Regions from separate parts of the Homo sapiens genome. Here region 1 is linked to region 2. Evidence: chromatin loops called from intact Hi-C (ENCODE). Cell type or tissue: mammary epithelial cell. All regions are shown on one strand. Each heading gives the region's core, and the rest is flanking DNA. Links, peaks and the distances in the headings are about the cores only.

Region 1 (11,056 bases), core at 4,066-9,065, 740 kb after region 2:
TCAGCCTCCCAAAGTGTTGGGATAACAGGCAAGAGCCACTGCGCCCAGCTGGTATCATCTTTTCACTCTTCCTCTTCTGATATCTGCCACACCTAGTCCCTCAGAAATTATATTGGCTGTAACTTCAAGATTATCCAGAATCCTGGCCCCTTTTACCATCTCCACTGCTACCACCCTGGTCCCAGCCACCATTTTCTCTTCCTTGGATGACAGTATGAACCTCCTGACTGGCCTCCCTGCTTGTCCCCTGCTCCTCCACCATGGCTTCTAGAATAAACCTTTTAAAATACAAAGTCAGGTTATCTCACACCTCTGATGAAACCCTCCAAGGGCCCCCATTTCACTTATGCCCTGGTCTTCATTGCCTCTGACCTCACCATTGCCTACTCTTTCTCTGACCCCATCTCCTGAGGCACAGGGGACTTTTCTCACTTTAGGGTTGGTGCATCTGCCATTGCCTCTGCCCATAACATCCTACCCATCAATATTCCAAGCCTCACTCTCACCTCATTCAAGTCTCTGCTCAGTTGACACCTTTTCAAAGAGGCTTATCTCAGCCATCCTTTCAAATTAGAAAGCTGCTCCTTTCTCTGCCTCAACTCTCTTTCCCCATTCCTCTGTTACTTTCTTTTTTTGTTTTTTGTTTTTGTTTTTTTTTTGGTCATACCACTTACCATCTTCTCATATACTAATTATGTACTTTACTTAATTATTACCTTTCGTATCTGCCTCCCGTGCTAGGGGTTCAGCTCCCCAAGGGCAGCTACTTTTGTCTGTTTTGTTCACTGCTGAGTCCCAAGTGCCTAAACCATATCTGGCACATAGTAGATACTTTAAAATTATTTGTAGAATAAATGAAGGAATTTCTTCTTTGTAAATATTTTTTCTTATACCTCATTAGCATGTATCATTTTAATAAATAAAACATTTTTGCAAATCCACAATTAGGTATTTTTGTCACCAGTCAACTTTTTTTTAAAGACTGGTTAATCCCATAAGGGTTCTCTCCTTCAATAGAATTAAATCTGTGAATCTCCTATGACATTATCACCCTTAAAGTTTATCCACAGCTCCAGGTCCAACAGCTATCCTGATACCAAAAGCTGTTCAACTGATTTTTTTTTCAGCCATTGGTGATTTTTTCTGCAGCACTAGCCACAAATGTTCTCTTCAGTCTGCTTCAACTATTAAAACAAGGAGAGGAACAGCCTCAACTGGCCCTTCTAAGGTTCCTGAACAAGGTTCCCTTGAAATACTTTGTATGTCTGTGACAAAGACAGAGAAAAATAATTATTTACGTGCCAGGAACTCTCTCTACCACTCTGCTGGCTAGCTTTTACCTCTTTGGTAGACAGTGCCTGCGCTATTAGCTAAACTCTGACAACTGGATGTTTGTACCTAGCTCTTCTCCCTGATTTTCATCACTGAAAGCTCCAGCAGGTTCTTGGTTCACCAGCAGACCTGCTTGGATTCATCCTGTTTTCAGTTACAGACTAAGCTCTCCAGAGTAAATACATGCAGCTAAAAACCTTCAGACAAGTGGCTTGGGTGGAGGAAGTTTACCACCCCCATCATCTCCATCAGCCACCCCAAATAAGCATCACATCTAAGTAATAGACATCATGCTCACAACTAAAAGGCAGGGTTGTATAATGGACAAGTGTATAGATTTTGGAGTAAAACTACATTGGCTTAAGTCCTTTCTTCACCACCCGTGTATGACTTTGAGCAAGTTACTCACAATGCCTCAACTGGAAATCAGTACAGTAAGGTTAATAATAAAACATCCATCATAGGGTTGTTTTGAAGATTAAATGAAGCATTCTCACTGCAAAATAAATTTTCAATCAATGGTAGTTTAAATTATTATGCAAACTCTGTTGCAGAACAAGTCCCTAGCTGACCCCCTTTGAACCAGATTGGCACCCCTAAGCCCTTTATTTAGAAAGTTTGGGAGAACCCCTGATTTAGACAAGATTTGCCAAGCACTTCCAGTTTTCTATGGTCACCAATCCAATAGCTCTTAAAAGGAGATATCTGTTTGCTTATGCTGTAAGACCGCCAGCCCAGTGACACCCTCTACCCAACACCTTCACACAGAGAACCAAATAACCAGAAGGGCACAGGCCATGTTGCCTGTTCTCCAGTCTGTGAGCAAGGGTAAAGTTAGCATTTTCAGACAGAGTCTGCTACCGAGTAGAAATCAGCCATCTTGGAGTCTATACTCCCACGACCACCTCAGTCTCACACTTCTGCAACCCCAAAGATTATTCACAATTGCAATTTGATAAGATCTACCAAAGACTGCAAATGCAATTAAGACTTGAAGCATCTCCCATTTTCCATTTTAGTCAAAGAGAACAATGCCAAGCAACTTCTTGAAAAGTCAGAGTTTCCAGAACTCTGTGCCCAAATTTCAGACCAAGAGCTGGGAACTGATGAAAACACAATGTAATCTTAACCCCATGCAACCTACTCAGTTTCTAACATTTATCACCCAAGTGATCTATTTGGATGAAAAGGAAATTCTATCTGTTGCAGAATTATGTTCTACACGAATTCAAGGAGAATTTGTTTCATTTGCCATTTCTTCTGGGCCATGAGGGTCTCCTTGTCCTCTGAAAAAGCAGATGGTGCAGCTGAGGTTGTGAGCTCTCTGACCAAATCCAAGTGACAGGAAGGGGACCTGCAGGCACAAAGAAGCAATTTGACTTAGAAACGTCACACTGCAGGCTGCCGATTAAAAACCTTTGTTGAGATGCAGTCAGCCATGGAAGATGTCATGTGTTGTCAGGTTTAGAGACACCTGTGCCACTGATGGGTGGCTTCTTCCATTGACTTCGGCACTCCATCTGAAGTGAGAGGGCATTCCTACCAAGAACTCTGAGACTTAAAGGGAGAATGACACAGGAACAAAGAACACAAGCCTAAAAGTCAGATTATTATGCTACCACTGACTCTATTATGAAATTCTCAGTTCTCCAGACCTCGGTTTATCTTCTGTGCAGTGAGGGATTTGAGCTATAGGATCTCTGCGGTCTGTAACTCCAGCCACAGGAAATGGAAGTCTGCTCCCTTTCACAAAGGCTCTTTGTCGTGAAATCCCTTGCTGCTGACCCCCTGGACCTCATGCAAGCACCATCTTTAGAAATTAGCATTATATTGATTTTGACTTGGCTGTCATTGATGCTTCTGTTTTATGTGTTTTAATTAAATGTTATTATTTGCCACTGTGTCCCGAGGCCATGTGTTGGGAATGGGTGAGATTGCATAAATCAGACGTGGAATTCTATGTTGGGAGTCCATTGACTCTCTCAGGATATCGCTGTAATTATTTCCCTTGGATCAATAGAGAAGCTTTGATGTTGTCTTTACAGCCAAGAGAAGGCTTCTTTCCATTTATCTCCCACCTTGTTGAAAATGCACAGAGCCCTTCTCTAAAACTCACCCTCCCTTAATATAAAAATGAGCATTTCATTGTGTTTTCAATGTTGTTGCTATTTTTTAGGCACTGTCATCTTTCAGAGCCACCTCCACCTGGGGACTGGGAGCCAGTTTCACTCTGCGACATGAAGTCCCGTCTTGGGCCTGGGCCTTCTGTCCGTTCCCCTCCGGCTCCCATCATGGTTCCTCTCTGCACTGCAGGCCTGGGGCCACTATTCATTCTAAACTTCTTCTAGATGCTTGTGTTATCAAGGATGTCATTTTTATTACCCTCTCTACACTCGCATGTCTGCCTTGCATAAAGTTAGCTCTCAGTGCATGTTGGTTGAATCGAACTAAGAGGAGAGAGTGAGGAATTTGAACTTCTCTCCAGCAGAGTCACCTAGAGCCAGTCGAGGTTCATTTCAGAACCTGTACCCTAACTGGGACAGGAAAGACTGTAGCTGGAGGAAGAAGAGAGGCTATGGTTTTCTAGAGCATCATTCTGTATGTTAAGTCCAAACAATACTAACGTTTTTTTAAAAAACTCCCATTATATATAATAAATTCTTAGCATACTTTGGGGGTGGGGCTGGGAGGGATGATTTACTAACCATTTTTTGCTCATGCTTAATAAATATTTCCTGAAAGTATACAAGTCAAGAATCCAATTCAAGAAATGAGAAAAAAGAGCATCTTCCTCAAAAAAAAGAAAAAAAATTTTTTTAAATCAATGAAATTCATTTTGTACTGTTTACAATTTTATTGCTGCATCCTAGGCACTGACACATAATAAATGCTCAATAAATATTTATTGAACAAAAATAAATCAATAAACAAATATTTCTTGAATAGATATTTACATAGAAATGAGGCACCAGAGCAAGTGCAAATATCCCCTCAGACTCCCTGTCTTCCTCAATCCAAATCCAACCACCTCCAAGAAACAGGGCTTTCCCCAACACTGGCATTTTCATTTTTCTGAATTTCTAAAGCCATAGGTTTCTGCTTAATTATACCTTTATTTACTTAAAAAATATTTATAGAGCACTATGTGCCAGTCACCATTCCAAGCACTCATATATATCTCATTTAATCCTTAAACAATTCCATGAGTGGGTATTAATATTACTAATATTATTATCTTCAACTTACTGATGAGAAAATTGAGGCATGAAAGAGCTAAATAACTTGGCCAAGATCACACAGCCAGTGAGTACTGGAGTCAGGATTTATCTATTTTTATTTTATTTTATTTTAGAGACAAGATCTTACTCTGTTACCTAGGCTTGAGTACAGTGGTACAATCACAACTCACAGCAACCTCGACCTCCTGGGCTCAATCAATCCTCCCACCTCAGCCTCCCAGGTAGCTAGGACTACAGGGTCACACCACCATACCAGGATAATTTTTTTTATTTTTTTGTAGAGACAGGGTCTCACTTTGTTGCCCAGGTTGTTCTCAAACTCCTGGGCTTAAACCGTCTTTCTGCCTCAGCCTCCCAAGGTGGGTAAGCCCCAGAATCTGTTTTTGTGACCACTATTCTGGGCCACTACCACCCTTGCCATGATTGATCTTCAGTTGTTTCATGCCAACCTGGGCTCTCTCGTTGTCCTGTGAGCCTCCTGACAGGTGGGACCACAACTCCTGCTGCTTTTATCACATTCCCCCATCATATTTATTCAATAAATGTTTATTAAGCACCTCCTTTGTTTCTGGCATGTTCTAGGTTCCAGGAATACAGCAATGAACCAGACTGTCCAATCCCCTCCTCATGGAGTTTACATTCCAATGAGAGAAAAACAGACGATACCCAGGCAAACAAGATACTTAGAGATCATTACAAGTGCGATAAAGGAATAAAACAGAGTGAGGAGTCAGGAGGCCTTGAGGCAGAGGGAGCCTCCTTACATCATGGGGTGAGAAAGGGCTGTCTGCGCTGAGCCCTGAGGAAAAAGAGCCAGCCAGTGAGGAGTTAAGGGAAGAGAGCTCAGGTGCAAAGAGCCTGAGGCAGAAATGGGCTTGGCAAGTTCTGGAAGGAGAAAGATGCCTGGAGGGTGACCAAGCAGGATAGGAGAGGGGAACAGAGCTCAGAGCTTGCAGGCCTGGGGAAGTTTGGATTCTGCACACGGTGTTGAGAGAAGCCACAGGACATGACACAGCGCTCACATGACACAGTGAACACTAAACGACTACCACATCTCTATACCTGGGTGCCTCTCTGCACACCAAGCTACCTGGAACCACTGAGCACTGCCTCCGGGGTGCCCCGTTACCCCCAAAATTGCTGTTCTAGTAGGGTGCCGGGGACAACCTTGTGGGCCTGGAGTCAGATGGTCTGAGTTTCAATCTCTACTCTTCTGATCACACGTTGAATGACTTTAGGCAAATTATTGAACCTAAGCTTCAGTTTTCTAGCCTGAAAAAAGTACATCATAAAGGACATATCCCAGATTACTGTAAGGGTTAAATGAGCGGATAGGTACCACATGCTCAGTCGTTCTTATGTTGTGGTGGTGATGTTTATTAATCGTGCTAGGAGTTCAGCCCTGAAGTGTAAACACTTCCTAGCAGAACGTGCTGTAATTTCTGGCATCAGCTATACCGTTTTCTGGGCTAAGAGCAACAGATCAGTGAAAAGGGTCTGAAAAGAAGAAAAAAAAAAACGGTATGATACAACACGTCTACTATTTCCCAAATAACATGACCTCTACTTTCTATTTTTTATGCAACACGCTGGAAAGTTCTAATGCATTCAAAATCCCTCTCCAAGCTCTCTCTGGTTTCTTATTAGCATATGTCCAGAGACAACATCAGTCGTGCGACCCTCTGAGGAGAATCGATGACTGAAAATGTAGCGCGCCATGACCAGAAACTCAATTCCCGGCCAGATGAAAAAAGAAGCCCATTTAACCCAAGGAATGTCAAGGCCAGGGTTTCTGTTCAGATATCCTGAGAAACGAGTTACATGGAAACGCCGAGACGGAGGCCTCCATCCCCACGCCGAGCATGTCTTTTCTTTGGTGCGCCAAGGAACCCATTAAGAACCAAGCCCTGGCGCCATCTCCTGGCAGTCTCGAAAACTGAAAAGCAGACGTTTAACACAAGGGACCCCTCCCTCTCCTTGACAGAAATTAAGTTCGGGGGAAAAAAACTGGTAATTTCATGGGAACTTCTGTGTTTTCAACCTCCTGTTAAATATTTGAATCGAGAAGAGCAGATGGTAGCAGTCTCAGCCATTTACAGTCCCCACAAGGGACTGTCCCTGCTATACCGCCACTTCCTTTGTTTCTGTAAGAGCTTGTCACTCAACAGAGGTACCAGAGATCAGAGCCAGCACATTTATCTGCAGTAGCTGGTGCTTGGCCCCACTCCCACAAGTGCACCCAGCATTACCTGAGGATAGTCCTCTGCCCAAATTAACATCTTCAAATACATCTACTTTCTCAAAATACTTTACACAAAGAAAGCATGCATGAAATCTGCCTTCAAAGAGGTGGGCTCCAAACTCACTGCAAAGCTGCAAGCCCAAGTTCACCTCAGTACCCAGAATCTCATGATAAGGATCAGTTTGGGGTCTTGCTCTCCCTAGGGAAAGACCAGGTGGCACCTTTGCCTTCACAGCCACTTTCACTTTCCAAGGCTTTGCCTGGCCCGGGGAGTTTCCGCAGTTAGCGTTCAGCTTCATACTCACCATAAAGCCAGGTAACTTGGCATCATTAGACACAGAGCCTGAAATGACTAGAAAAAATAAATCTGCAGGGTTGCTGACCAAGGAGTGAACCAAAATCCCCAGGAATTTGGTCTTATTCCTCTGGAAGGACAAGCAGGGTGGTTTTGAAAACAGGGAAGCCATTGGCTGGGCTGGTTCCTCCCTGCTTTACTCAGGGATATATATTTACTTATTTAAAATGCATTGAGCCCTTTCTGCTTGGCAGATAATGTAAAAAGCACTTTACCAGCAGTTCTTTATTTAATCTCAACAACAACCCATACAACTGGTATCATTTTTATTTCCATTTAACAGATAGAAAACAGAGAGAACTTTACATAACTTGCCCAAGATCTTAGAGCAAATAAATGGTAGAGAAAGGATTCAAGTTTATGCATCCTGATTCTTCTTAACCACATAAGAAAGTATCTCTCAGAGACCCAGGACTTGGGATTTTCATTGGCACTTCTGAAAACACAGCCACTCCTCATGTTTGTAGGATGAATGAAATGGGATAATTTTCCCTAAAGAAAAAAGGTGCCCTCCATAGCCCTTCGAATGTGTGTGTGTGGTGGGGGAGGAGGAGATGCAGTAGCATCTGGCCCCGAATTTTAGTCCTTCTTGAACAGCATATACCCCATGTAAATTCTTTCCCCTGAGTCTTCACACGCTTGATCCAGTTACTGAACCGTAGTCCTCATCCCCAGCCCATTTTTTAGGACCTTGTCCTTAATTTTCTCATATCATTCATGCCTGATGACTGATTTCTCATGGTTATTTGCAAAAGCACAAATACAAATGCTATTAACTGGTAATAAAACAAGCCAGCCATTTCTAAAACTCAGTGCTGGTGACTGCTTAGTGGTCTTTGGGGACCCTGGGTTTGCCAGATCCCACTAAAGCAAACATTGCTTTCGATACAAACTTGCCAAGCGTGATTTGTAGTGATTCGAGACCAGGACAAGGCAGTACACAGTCAGGTATGGGGCGGCCGGGTATGGGTAGTGAGTTCTACTCATGCTCAGAAATAGAAATGGTTGGCATGGTGGGAGCAGTCAGAGGGGAAGCCACTGCTCCTGCCCCTGCTCTCTTTATACCTTGCCTGACCTCAGTATCTGATGTGTAAAATGACAGAGCGCAGTTGATAACAAATCCCTTTTGAGCACTGACCATAATTCAGGCACTCTGTGGTCCTGGTGATACAGTGTTGAACAAGACAATGATTTTGTCCTAATGGATTTTATAGTGTGGTGGGGAAGAAGGGGAAGGCAGATGATAAACAGATAAATAGATAAGTTACATGGTAGGTAGTGATACAGGCTACAAATAAAAGTAAGTCAGGGTAAAAGGATAGTGAGTTGCAGTGGGGTGCCAGAAAGGGAGGCTAGGGAGATCTCTTTGATGAAATAACATTAGAGTAGGGGTGTGGATGAAGTGAGGGAGCAACCCAAACTCAAAGCTGTGGGAAGAGCATTCCTGGAAGAAGCAGCAGGGAGGAAAAGGCCCTGAGATAGGAACGACGCAATGTGTCCGATGAGCAGCAAGGAGACCAGTGTGGCTGGGTCACCAGGAGTGTTGGGGAGTGGCAGGAAATGAGGAGCACCCAGGAGCCAGAGCATGGAGGGCCTGGCAGGCCATGGGAAGGAGCTCAGTTAGGAAGCCCCTGAAGGCTTTAGAGTGTGTGCCAGGCAGGGCGTGGTGGCTCATGCCTGTAATCTCAGCACATTGGGAGGCCGAGGCTGGTGGATCACTTGAGCTCAGTTTGAGACCAGCCCGGGCAACATGGCAAAACCTCATCTCTACAAAAAATACAAAAAAAAAAAAAAAATAGCTGGGCATAGTGGTAAGTGCCTGTAGTCCCAGCTACTTGGGGGGCTGAGGTGGGAGAATCACTTTAGCCCAGGAGGTTGAGGCTGCAGTGAAATGAGATTGCACAACTGCACTCCAGCCTGGGTGACAAAGTGAGAATGTGTCTTAAAAAAAAAAAAAAAAAAAGTGCGTGTGCCAGAGTATCTCTAACTCTCTCCGAATCTAGGCCTTGAGACTTGAGCAGGACCATCCTAAATAAGTAGGACCTAGACTGGAGGAATACAAATGCTAAGTATTCACATTTAACATGGTATGGGCTCCTTTGCAGTTAGAGAGTCACTTAATTAGGGAGGTAACCAAAGCAAGCAGAAAAATACCAGAGTTAGAGGTTCAGAGACCAAAGAGAGTCCCAAGCATTTCATGAGCAAATTGGGAAATACGTGGTGCAACTGACCTCTTTAGGCAGCCAGTCCCTTATGCTGTCTCTCTTCTGGCCCAAGACTCTCAATATGGTGCCCTGTTAGGGCCATGCAAGGCCCTGTCCTCCTAAATACCAACCTGCCATTTGAAACTTATTCCTCCTTGTTTCATTGCCACTGTTATCTGTACTGTAGATTACAGGTAGTTGCTAATGTAAAATAAATCCAAGCTAACTTGGCACTTCCCAAATTTCCTAGAAGTCTACTAAGGTAGAAGAGAGAAAATTGTGGCCCCAGAGCATCTGGAAGTTGTAAGGTAAGAAGCAGTCTGTTGCAAGCAGGAAACTTAATTGAAGATTCACATTTTGTCATAAAATTCATGTGAATGTTGCATTCTATTCCAGGTCTATTTGTAAGAACTTAACAGCAATGTGTTACATTACTCAATGACCAAATATGACCCACCAAGAAAATATGTCACATACATTATCCTGTGCTTTGCCACACACCTAGCACACTCTACTGTGTCCCTATGACTGGAAAAACGCAACTTTTTCTAGTTGAAAAGCATTAAGTTGATAACTAAACTTAACCCAGTTAAAGCACTCTTCTCTCCAGAAAGATCTTAAGTCATTGCTAATATTTGGGATTTCAAAGATCATGGCTCACCATTGGAAGGAAAATGTGAAGCAGAGGGCTCCTAAAGCAGATCTGGGTGTCTTCTTAAATAAAGACCCTAATGCCAGGCCCGATTCCACAGTTGTTTATCTTAGGAAAGCCCAAGCCATTTCAACTATGGGTTGAGTTGCCAATACAAGTTGGAAATATTCTGCATCTTAGCCATCTCTGAACATCAGCAGGCATACATGAGAATAGCGTGCACAATATGGCAGCTTCATAGCTTTACATAAGTGTGAGTACATTCCTTCAGTGTCGCACGCCTTAGAAAGTAATGTTGCAGTGAATACGAAAAGCATTCACAAACTGACATTTCTGTTTACCTAAGTGGTAGTTAGCAGCATCTCTGAATGATGATGTTTCTCCTATTATTTAATATCTGACAATATCTTGGCTCATGTTCTAGTGGATTTGATATAAGAAGGTTACTTGTGCAACACAGTTGTCTGTAGAGATAGAAGAATGTACTTATTTGGGGGTAAAAAGGAAAATAGAAGGATATATGCATTATGATACATGCGTCAATATCACTGTGACTATACAATGCTGTATCTTGAGGGACTTACTCTAAATACCATCCTTTCTTCCATCACATAATGCACATAATCACAGGCTTTCTGGCTCCTAGAAAAGGAAAGAATGCCATATTGATTGCTGTGGATACTAGCGGATTGAGCAGGCTGCTTCTGCCATACAGTGGGGACTGTTGAAATGGCAGCCACAGGAAGTGTCACCTACTTTCAGTCAAAGAGAAAACGTAAAATATTTACTGTCTATGCAATTCCTATTTTCAGTTATCTCAAATTAACAACAATTATAATACATAGCACACACAGAATGCTTTATATAATTGCAAGTGCATTGTGCAGCACAAAATGTACTGAAGATATGGTAAATATATAATTTCATTCTGTCATTTTACCTTATTAAATATCTAGTTTTTCTTGTATTTACAGTAAGACTACTTTTTAAAATTCAGGTCTGATATGTGTTTTTATACTTAATTTTAAAAAT
Region 2 (11,056 bases), core at 3,854-8,853:
TATGACTTAAAAAAAAACTTTACTTTTTGTTGCAGTACCTCTTTTTATGCAGAATTGGCCCATAGAGACTTAAACATTTTATAGAGATGGAGGTAAAGAACGCTTCTGAAATGAGAGAGATAAGATCTCTCCTCTTTTGAAGTTGAATATGGTTTTGACTGAAGTATATCAGCAGGACAAGGCCTTGAGGGCCCTATCAGGATAACCCACAGCAAGGGAAGGTGGGGAAGGGGCTGTGGCCCCTGACCAGGGCTCACTAGCAGTCTTGGATGTTCCCGTTTGGAGTGCTGGTTCAGCTCATCATGTGTCTGAGACCAGAACACATCCCCAACTCCCCAGGAATAAAGGGACAAGGTGAGTGTGAGCCAAAATGCTTATCTTGGGAACTCCAACAGGGGGCCTCACCCAGTCCATTAACAACCCTGAATGCAGCAGTGAGAAGGGGCAGCTGCAGTCCCAAACACGCATGCTGGGGCACTGTCTGGATGGGCAGCCACTAGCCACACATGGCTTTTGAGCCCCTAAAATGTGGCTATTCTGAATGGAGACATGTGCTCTAAGTGTAAAATGCACATTAGATTTTGAGGACTTACTGTAAAACAGGATTATAAAATTTCTCAATTTTTATGTTGATTACCTGCCAAAATAGTATTTTGCATATATTGGGTTAAATATGGTATATTATTAGATTTAATTTCATCTTAATGGGGTTATTAAAAATAATTAAAAATCACATATGTGGTGCATATTTGCGGCTTGCATTGCATTCCTGTTGGACAGTGCTGGTCTAGAAGATCCCATTGTCACTGCTGGAGCCATTTGGAAACAGGTAGTGTCATTAGGATGTCTTAGTTTCAAGGAATAACAACCCCAACTCAAAGTGGTATTAATAATAAAGAAACACATTATCTCAGAGCAGTTCGAGGCTGGGGAGCACCAGTGTTTCGAACACCATGGCTTGCTGGCATCATTAGACCCAGTGCTTCTCACTTTCCCACTTTGCTGTCATCTGGCTCATGCGAGGTCAATGTGTATCTATGGAAGTCCCAAGCGTCCATCTAATGTCCAGAGAAAACTAGGTGGCGGGGGGGTGGTGTTGCCTTTTCTTATCTCCCTTATTAGAAGTGGAGACATCTTTCTAGATGTCTAATTAGCCATAATTGGGTCACATAGTTTTGCTGAACCACTCACTGGCAAAGTCGTCGGATCCTGAATGGCTTGGAGTAATCTAGAGTAAGAAGTCTGTTGGGGAGGAAAGAACCAAGGCCATGATAGGAGGAACGAACATTTTGGACCAAATAACCCTTGATGTTCTTGGACAATTTAGTGAAACATCACAGGTCTCACAAGGACTACTACATATTCTGCTACTGAGACAGGGCTTATTTAGTTTGAAACACAAAAGAGATGTTATTGTGTTTGTATTCATAGGCTATTGTAGCTTAACAAACAAATAACTTTATATAAATAGACAAATAAAGCAAATAAAATCCCATAGTTCCATGTGGCAGAATGGAAAGAACACTGTATCCAAATACCACAATCTAGAGAGTTGGCTTTACTAACACCTTGACTACTAATTTGTTGTGGCACCTGTAAAGCTCAGCTAACCTTTCTGTGCTTCTGCTGGTTAACCTTTAACATGAATGTCCAAAGATTATGAGTCCATATGGCAAAATAATCACATGAATTCTTCACTTATTCTCTAATACAAACATATAACGCATGGTGATAGAAATGGAATATAACATATTTTTAAAATACATGTCTTAGAGAAAAAGGGAACATCTCTTTTAAAAATAAAAAAATAGCAAGTGTTTGGAAAGTTGAAGTTATGGGGCTCATAGGGAGTAGGTGCTGTCAAAGTTCCTTTGGAAATGAGGGTCAAGAGAACTCTATTTATTATGAGAGACCAAGTTCCTTGAATTAAGCAGGGGGCTGGACAGCACCTCCATCCAGGGAACTGGGACTGAAATTTTTCTGCTTGACCACATAGCTATGGCTAGAAACATTCTACTTGTGTAGAGAGGAGCCCATGTAATAAAGAGAACCAGGCTAGCACAGGGCACAGGTGTAATGCATTACCTGCTTGAGCTGAATGATTGGAACTTTCATGTAAGACTATCCTGGAAGTGTGAGGTCTAGAAGGCCAGGCTAAGGCAACCATGGGAAGGAACAGGCATTCAGGAAAGTTTCATGCAAGATGAAATCTCAAATAAAATCTACAAAGCACACACAAAAAATTATTGCAACACGAATCCATTATGAGATTCGACGAGTGAGAATTCATACCCAAAGAAACTGGAATGACATATAAATTTCAAATAACTTTAAACTTAACATGCTTAGAATTCTTAAAGAGATTAAGGATGTATTAATAGCATTCTTTCGATATTAAATGGGAGGTTATATGGCAAGAACAAGAAGATATAAAATAAGCTTGTTGAAAATTAAATTTTATTCCCTGAATTAGGAAAAAACACACTCAAAAAGTAAACCTTAATACTTAGCATAAACAAGAGACTGGGCAGACTTGAAGGCAGAATAAAAGAATTGGAAGATTGCGCTGAGAGGGGTCATACAGAACTTAGCCTAGACCTAGCCTAGAAAGAGGAGATAGAATAAAAGAGTTCAGGTAAAAGAAAAATAGACAGAGAAACACAGACCACACATCCAATGGGAGTTCCAGAAGGAATGAATAATAAAAATTGGGCAGAAAAACTACCTAAAAATATAATAACAGAGAAAAAATTTAATTGAAAAAATATAAAAATCCTCAGACTGAAAAATCATCCTGAATGCTTAGGAGGACAAAAATAAATAAAAATAAAATTCACATTTAGATAGAGTGGTCTAAAATTAAAATGGATATTAAACAATTAAAAAGTTGTCTTGATTTTATGAAATTATTTTGAGGCTCAAATGAACAATGGGTGGGAAGGTGCCCTGTGGAGAAGAGCAGGTAATGCTACGATGTGCTGGGGTTAGAGTTGATAATCAGTCATATCTCCCCCCAACTCTGAGTTTGGAACCAGCTGAGAAATAGCCACAAAAGATAGAGAATGAAGATACAAATATCAGCTTTATTATGGATAAGTCTAGATTGGAGAACACTATCCACCTTCAAGCAAGATGATTCTGATACATAATAATACTTGGGGGCTGGCCGCAGCAGCTCACGCCTGCAATCTCAGCATTTTGGGAGGCCGAGGTGCGAGGATCACTTGAGGTTAGCAGTTTGAGAGCAGCCTGGCCAATATGGTGAAACCCTGTCTCTATTAAAAATACAAAAATTAGCCAGGCGTGGTGGTGGGCCCCCACTTGGGAGGCTGATGCAGGAGAATTGCTTGAACCTAGAAGGCAGAGGCTGCAGTGAGCCAAGATCGCACCACTGCACTCCAGCCTGAACAACAGCATGAGACCCTGTCTCAAAAAACAAAAAACAAACAAAAAACAAAAAAGACGAATCACTTGCTGCATTCCTTTTCTTTCTTTTTCTTTTTCGAGACAGGGCCTTGCTCTGTCACTCAGGCTGGAGTGCAGTGGTGTGATCTCGGCTCATTGCAACCTCTTCCTCCCAGGTTCGAACAATTCTCCTGCCTCAGCCTCCCCAGTAGCTGGGATTACACCTGCCACCACACCTGGCTAATTTTTAAATTTTTTTGTAGAGAAGGGGTCTCACTATGTTGCCCAGGCTGGTCTCAAACTCCTGGACTCAAGCAATCCTTCTGTGTTGGCTTCCCAAAGTGCTGGGATTACAAGTGTAAACCACCATGCATGTCCACTGTACTCATTTTCTACTGCTGTGTAATAAATATTTTAAATTTACCAGCTCAAAACAACACAGATTTATGATGTCACCATTCCTGCAAGTCAGGAATCTAGACATTGCTTAACTGGATCCTCTGCTTGGGGCCTCACAAGATTGTCTGCAAAGAATTGACCAGGTCTCCTTCCTTCCTGGAGCTCAGAGTCCTCTTCTAACCCTAGGGGGATGTTGAGCAAGAGTTAGTTCCTTGTGGTTACAGGACTGAGGCTGGAAGTTTCCTAGAGACTTCCCACAATTCCCTGCTTTGTGACTCTCAACATATGCAGTTGATGTGATGGCAACTTGCTTCTTCAAGGCCAGCAGGAAAGTCTTGCTTCTTCAGTCTGCTAAAACTTCTATCACAACATAATTATGGGGTGACAGCCCGACATCTTTGTTGTATAATCTAATCTAAGCAAGGGAGTGATCGCCTATCACTTTTGCCATATTCTGTTGAGTAGAAGCAAGTCACAGATTCATCCACACATACAGGGAGTGGATTACAAAGGGCTTGAACAGCAGACAGCAGGAATTACCGGCAGTCACCCTAAGGTCTGTCCACCACGCTCACTGTCCTAATCTATAAAATGGGAATATTTCACAAATGGGAATATTTGTTATGTGTATCAAACAAAATAATAATATGAGAAAGGGCTTGACACAAAGAAAATGCTCAGTAATGTGAAATACCCTTTTCTGGCCCAAGAAGAGGGTCAGTGACGATCAGACCACAGGGTAGTAATTTAAATTTTTAGTCAATGCCTCAGTGCTGATGCAGATTGTCTAAGGGCTGTATTTTTAAAAACACAGAGAGGATATGTCATCTGCCCAAGGTCCTATAATGATAGAGCACAGACAACCTGGAGTCTTTGTCTGACTTCACAGTCAGCACATCACAGTGCCCAGCCGCTCCTGTCCAATGACCTGAGGCCTCTCAGTTCCCCTGTAGCCCTACAATTCATGTCACTCTGAAGGTCCACCCAAGAGCTCTGCTTTTTAAACTAAGTCTGGAGTCTCCAGATTTCTTTATGTACCCCTTCCTCAAATTTGAGCATACATCCCCAAAATGTGTATCTGTGTTTGTTTATAAATTATACATATAAGCTATCATATTAGTTTATTATGAAACATACCCAAAAGAACTTTTCAAAAGATAGAAAACATGTAATAAACCATACGTTAAAGTTTTCTGCCAATTGCAATGGCTCTTCTTCATGAGCTGGTATTAGTTGGGGTTTCCATTAATTGATGGGTTAAATCTATACTTCAAATAAACTTCTTGGTGGAGTTCAATACACTTTGGCCTCTGTGTAGGCTTCTTTGTGGATCTGATTCAATTATCATTATTTTTACTTTGTAATATGATTGAAGGAGTAGGAAAAATGTCTGCTTTGCCATTTTCTTATTCTTTGCAGAATTATTAACTGCATTATTATTAATTGCACTATTATTTGATTTAACTTATTATTCTATTTAACTTGTAATTCTATTTAGTTTGTAATTTAGAGGGCAGGAGTCTTTTAAAAAATTGTTAGTTGACAACATACAAACTGTATTGTGTCACAATACACTAAACACCAGTGAAAGAACGGTAGTATAACAGTCAACCTCTTCACGGTGTGAATTCCCACTTTTCCTTCAGGATAACTCAAGTTCTGTTTGTGACCCATGACCAGCTTATATATGGACCAAGTGAGAGTACCAGTGCCATTATGTATACTAAATGTTGATCAATCTAGATTGCTTATGGGGGAGGATGAATATAAATAACTTTGGAAGTTCTGCAAACCTGTCTTTAGAGACCAGTGAATAAGATTTTTCAGTTGCGAATCCAAGTTAATCAATATTGGAGATTCTGGCATCAATATGAATAGTCATTTTAAAAAAGTATTTATCACACCTTTGCCACCTCTAATGTGTAACATTTCCATATGTCACTTAAGATATCTTGCCAAGTGAGATAAATGAAGCTTAAGAGAATTCAGTTTTATCTCAGCAGAGGGCGTCCCTTCCTTCAACAAGAGGCTGTCTTAAGACCTGGAACCTAAGCAAAGAGGTCATGAGAATAATCTCTAAGTCTAAAAGGACTAAATGAAGTTCATCCATTATCCAACCTAATGTCCTAATTTCCTGTGTGAGCTGAAGTCCAGAGAACTGCTCAGAATTCCATGGTTAGCTGATGACTAAAGAAGGACTAGAATTCAGGCCTCCTATCCTCAGCTCAGGGCATTCTCCAATATTCCCCACAGCCCTTTAATGCACATTTATTAGGAAATATTTATTAGGAATAGTAAGGCTAGCTCATTTACATTTAATGGAATCACTGATAAATTTGGGTTTTAATCTAGCATCTTATTTCATGATTGATATGTTCTACCTCTTCTATGATTCTTTTTCTCATCTCTTGACTTCTTTGGGATCAACTAAGATATTTTAATCATTAGTCTTCCCCTTTACTATTTTGGAAGATTTGCAATAACTATTCTTTTAGTGGCTGGCCTAAAAATTATTATTGTTTTCTATTTATTATTTTATTTTTAACCTTTCATTGCTAACTTATCCAAATATAATATAAATGTTAATCTCTATCATTGGCCTATACAATTCAGAAAGCTTAGAACACTTCAATCCCATCTATCTACATCCCAATTAATTGGCGCTTGTCACAATTTAAAATCCTATGTAATTTTAAAATTCTATAATATATTTTTATTGTTTTTTGGTCTTCACTTCCTGAATCTCAGATTTTCCATCTGGATCATTTTACTTATCCCTTAAATAATCCTTTAAAATTTTCCAAACTCTCAGTTTTTTAGAAAAAAGTATTTATCTTTACCATATATAATATAAATGGATATATAATATAACAATATATTAATAAATAGAATATCTCCTGGGAATAGAAATCTAAGTGAGCAATTATTTTCTGTGAACATGTTGACAATACTATTTTACTGTCTTCTGACTTCAATTATTAACTTTTAAAAGTCAGCTGTCGATTTAATTTTATTTCTTTAAAGATAATATGTCCTTTTCTTTATGGCTGCTTTTAGTATATGGTGGGCTTACAGTTCAGTTTCTTTGGTTTCCTATGGTTTCACTATAAAGTTTCTGGCAGTGCTGTTCTTTAAATTTATATTGTGTAAGCTCTATTAGGCTTCTTGAATCTATTGATTGATGTCTTCTATTAGTCCTTAATATTCTTGGCTATCATATCTTAAAACATTGCCTTTAGTTTATTCTGTCTGTTTTCTTCTTCAAACACAGCAGAGTTATTTTATAGTTTGTGACTAATAATTCCAACAGACATTATTTCCAGTCATTATGGGTCTATTTGTGTTGTCTGTTGTTTCTGCTGGTGTTGTTCAGTGAACTCTGTTTCCATGTATGACTGGTTGTTTTTGACAATGTGTTGGACATTGTGTTTTAAAGATTATTTGTACTAATTTTCACAATAATTTGAGGCCTAGCGTAACATCATCTTCTTCCAAAGAGGATTTTCCTCTGCCTCTGCCAGACACTTGAGGTGCTACCAGTCTGGGTCTATCTTAAACCAAGTTCAAGGCTTGCAGTTTCCTGGACCACCCGAATGACATAAAGCCAAATCAAAATTCTTTGCAGGGATTAGCTTACTCATGATTTACCTTACCTGGATCCTTTGGGATCCCAATTTAAAATGGTCATGATTTATTAAAATCCTGACTTCTGGTGGATTACAGGTCTTGCCTTTTGCCTCCTGGCCCCAGGAATTTACCAAAAATGAATTTCTTTAGGCTTAGCAAATGTTCTTAGAGCAAAATCAGATTCAGATGTTGGTTTTACTCTCTAGGTTCTCCTCTTCTTGATTTTCTTTTTGTAATTCCTCAATATATTGTTAATACTTTGATTCTTTTAAGAAGTTTTTTTTATATTTCATTCAGTTCTTTATGTTTCCTTAGTGGGAGGATTGGTCCAAATTTTCTAATCATCAATTATTGTGAGTAGAAGTTTCAGTTTATGTATTTATCAGCAGGAAAAATATCTTTCATAGCTTTCTATTTCTACTTTATGTTTATGAAATTGTTAGTCACTATAAAGCACTTTATATATACCAAGAATACATATATATATATATATATATATATATATATATATATATATATATATATATAAAACATATCCTACAGAACCAAAATTGTTATGTAGCATTTATCAAGTCCCTTTAAAGACCCAATCCGGTATGATATGAAATTGTTTATAATATAATTTTAAGTCGTGACTACTTCAGGTGTTTGATATTCAGTATGATAAATGTGTGCTTTACCAACTCATAAAAATATAATGGAAGATTCAGTGATCTATATATAACATACATACATAATATCATATCCCACCAAGTGTGCTTATTCATCCCACTGAATGAAAGTGTATTCCCCTTCCCTGGCCTCTTTCAGGTCTTTTCTCTATCCTCATCTTCTCAATGAAGACTTTCCTATATATCCTATTTAAAATTGCAAACTCCCCCACCCTATTCCTGCATTTCTTAATCTCTTCTTGTTTTTCGCTTTTCTCCATCATACATACTTATATACTAAACATTATATATCCTGGCTCTATCTATCACTGCCTCTGCAATCTTGGTAAATCTACTTAACATCTCAATTCCTCATTTTCCCTAGGTATAAAACAGCATGAAGAAAAGCATCCAACTCTTCTTCATCTGGATGCCTCACAGTGAGTATGGTGATAGATCACAAAGGGGGTTAAATTTTAATAAGATTGTTACCATTATTGTTGCATAATAGCATTTTTTATATTAATGTGCTGGATTGTAAGAAATGACCACAAATTCCTCCTATCTATATATGCACAAATACAGTCTAATCTTCATTCTCTTATATCTGGATAGCCTTATGACCTGCTTTGTGGTGGAAATGACACTGTATGTTTTAATTGCAGGCTTCAAGAGCCTATGTAGCATCCACTCTTACCCTCCTAGAACCCTGAGACATTTATGTGAAAAAGTCTGGGATAGCCTTCTTGAGAATGAGAGACGACATGAGAAGAGAGGCCCAGCCAACTTCTTGCATCGATTGCCAGTGAGTGAGAATGTCTTCGACCATATAATCCCAGTCAAGCCACTGGAAGAATGCAACCACCTAGGTAACAATAAACAAGACCAGCAGAAGAGCTGCCCATCAATCCCAGCCCCAACTGCTGACCCATAGAACCATGAGAAAATAAATAGAAAACTGAGACAGAAACTATTTGCTAAAGAGCAAAATTGACTAAGTCTTAGAAAATATTTGAATAGTTATTTGTCCAAGAAGCAAAAGAATAAAAGTTATACTCCCTTTTATAGTAATAAACCCCTACCTACCCAACTTTTCTGCAGATAATAATTTAAAACTTCAGAAAAATAGAAAAATATCTGAGGGCAAATAAAAACAGGCAGATATTACAGAAGAGTCTATACTTGAAGAAGGAAATACCACGAGTTAAGTTTTATGTTTTTCTTTTTTGTAGCTTTTATCCTGAGAGCAGGCTATAGCTGGTGCGACATGGGGGGTCACTGAAACTCAGATAGAAACCCACAGTTTTCCTGGCTTGCAGAACCAAATGTCAGAGTTCAAGGTGGCCACAGCTTCTTGAAAATAAGAGGGAAATTCCATGAAGGAGATAATCAGAGAGAAAGAAAGAGAGAGAAAGAGAGAGAGAGAGGGAGAAAGAGAGGACACCCAAATGTTGCCTAGAAATTTCTGGTTGAACCCTATGTCTCACATTTGTGGGACAGAGCTCAGGCCTCTCAGCTGAGGCTAAGAAAACAACTTGGATTTGAGCTGCTGCCTACTTCAGGGCATACAGAATTTGCAATTTGAATTCAGCCAAGATACCTGCCTGCCTAGAAAAAGCTGCACAATATTCTTTAGAACAGCATAACAGAATACAGAGTCTCTTCAATATATCATTTATAATAGACAGAATACATTCCAAAATTGCTCAACATTTGAAGAAAAAAAAAGACCCATTCTGAAGAGAAAAAAGAACAATTTGAAGATAATACAGGTGATAGAATTGGCAGACTAGATTTTAAAGTGGTTATTGTAGCTATACTTAAGGACATAAAGAAAAACATATTCCTAATGAATGAAAAGATAAGAAAGCTCAATAAAGAACTAAAAACTATTTTTTTCTTAAAAGAACCAAATAAAAATTCTAGAATTAAAAATTACAGTATCTAAAATAAAAAATTTACTGATTGGCCTTAACAGTAAAATAGAAATAACAGAAAAGTTAGTAAGCTTTAAAATCATTCAATAGAAGTTATTCAATGTGCAGAACAGAGAGAAGAGACATTGAAAAACAATGGGCAGGTCCTCTGGGAACAGTGGACAATATCAATAGGTCTAATACGTATGTAACTGGAGTCTGAGAAGGAGAAGAGAAAAAAATTGGTCAGAAAAAATATTTGAAAAAAAGTAAAAGGTGAAAATTATTCAAATTTAGAGAAAGGCATAAAGTTACAAATTTAGGAAGGAGAGCAATCCCCAAGCAGAAGAGGATTAAACACACACCTACACATGCCCACACACACACAGGAACATCAGAGTCAAACTGCTAAAAACCAGAGAACACAAAGGATCTTATTGTAGACTCATTCTACACCAAATAAAATACTACATCCAGAGTTTCATGAACTGTTTTTATTCAGGAAATTTTCAGTGTAGGATAAATTGCTGCTTTTCACTGGAGACACAAATCCTGGGTGTGAGGAGTTCATCCACACAGTCAGGGCCCCAGGAGGTGGGTGGTTGAGGAGGAGACTACCAGTCTTTCACTTCCATTTCAGCTGGGGAAGAGCTTCTGGAGGAGACAGGATGCTGTGAGCTCTCTGGAAGACAGAAAGATTTTGACATAAATAACTCTAAAATCAGGGAAAGAGAAGTGAGATCCTCATGGTAATCTTGAGAATGACCCAACCAGAGAATCTAGTGCCTTGGAGCCAAGGGAGTTTTTGAAATGGAATTAGCAGAAAGAAATCTGGGGGGAATGGGGAAGGCCCAGAAGATTTTGATCCTTACAGCATGTATTTCCTCATATGCTTTCCCTCCTTTCTCCCACAATTTAGCATAACCCTATTCAGGGTGGATCACTTTGAAACATAGGGAGGTAGATTCTTTCCCTTCCTTTTCACCAATAGATCAGAGATGTCTGGAGGTAGCTGCCTTGGGGAATGTGTGGCCTTGTTTTGACAAATGTGGACCTCTT

Evidence for each region. Hi-C counts contacts between places; a loop is a spot of excess contacts. Peaks named below come from ENCODE experiments on the same cell type or tissue, not always from the same donor. Only the 100,000 strongest peaks of a DNase experiment are listed, where the experiment ranks them.
Region 1: it touches region 2 in a loop (10-fold over the local background); 8 of 110 quality-filtered maps call a loop at or near these places.

The regions. Positions count from the first base shown.
Region 1 is chr5:71,778,534-71,789,589 of GRCh38, reverse strand. No RefSeq gene overlaps it. Among named protein-coding and RNA genes, the nearest start is that of CARTPT, 65 kb to the right of the region's middle. RefSeq lists an enhancer at 10,554-10,848. In mammary epithelial cell, for the core only: a CTCF peak has its summit at 6,492 (motif pointing left); no DNase peak of the experiment used is centred there.
Region 2 is chr5:72,518,932-72,529,987 of GRCh38, reverse strand. No RefSeq gene overlaps it. Among named protein-coding and RNA genes, the nearest start is that of ZNF366, 17 kb to the right of the region's middle. RefSeq lists a silencer at 5,672-5,966. In mammary epithelial cell, for the core only: a CTCF peak has its summit at 5,822; DNase peaks (open chromatin) are centred at 3,977 and 5,827.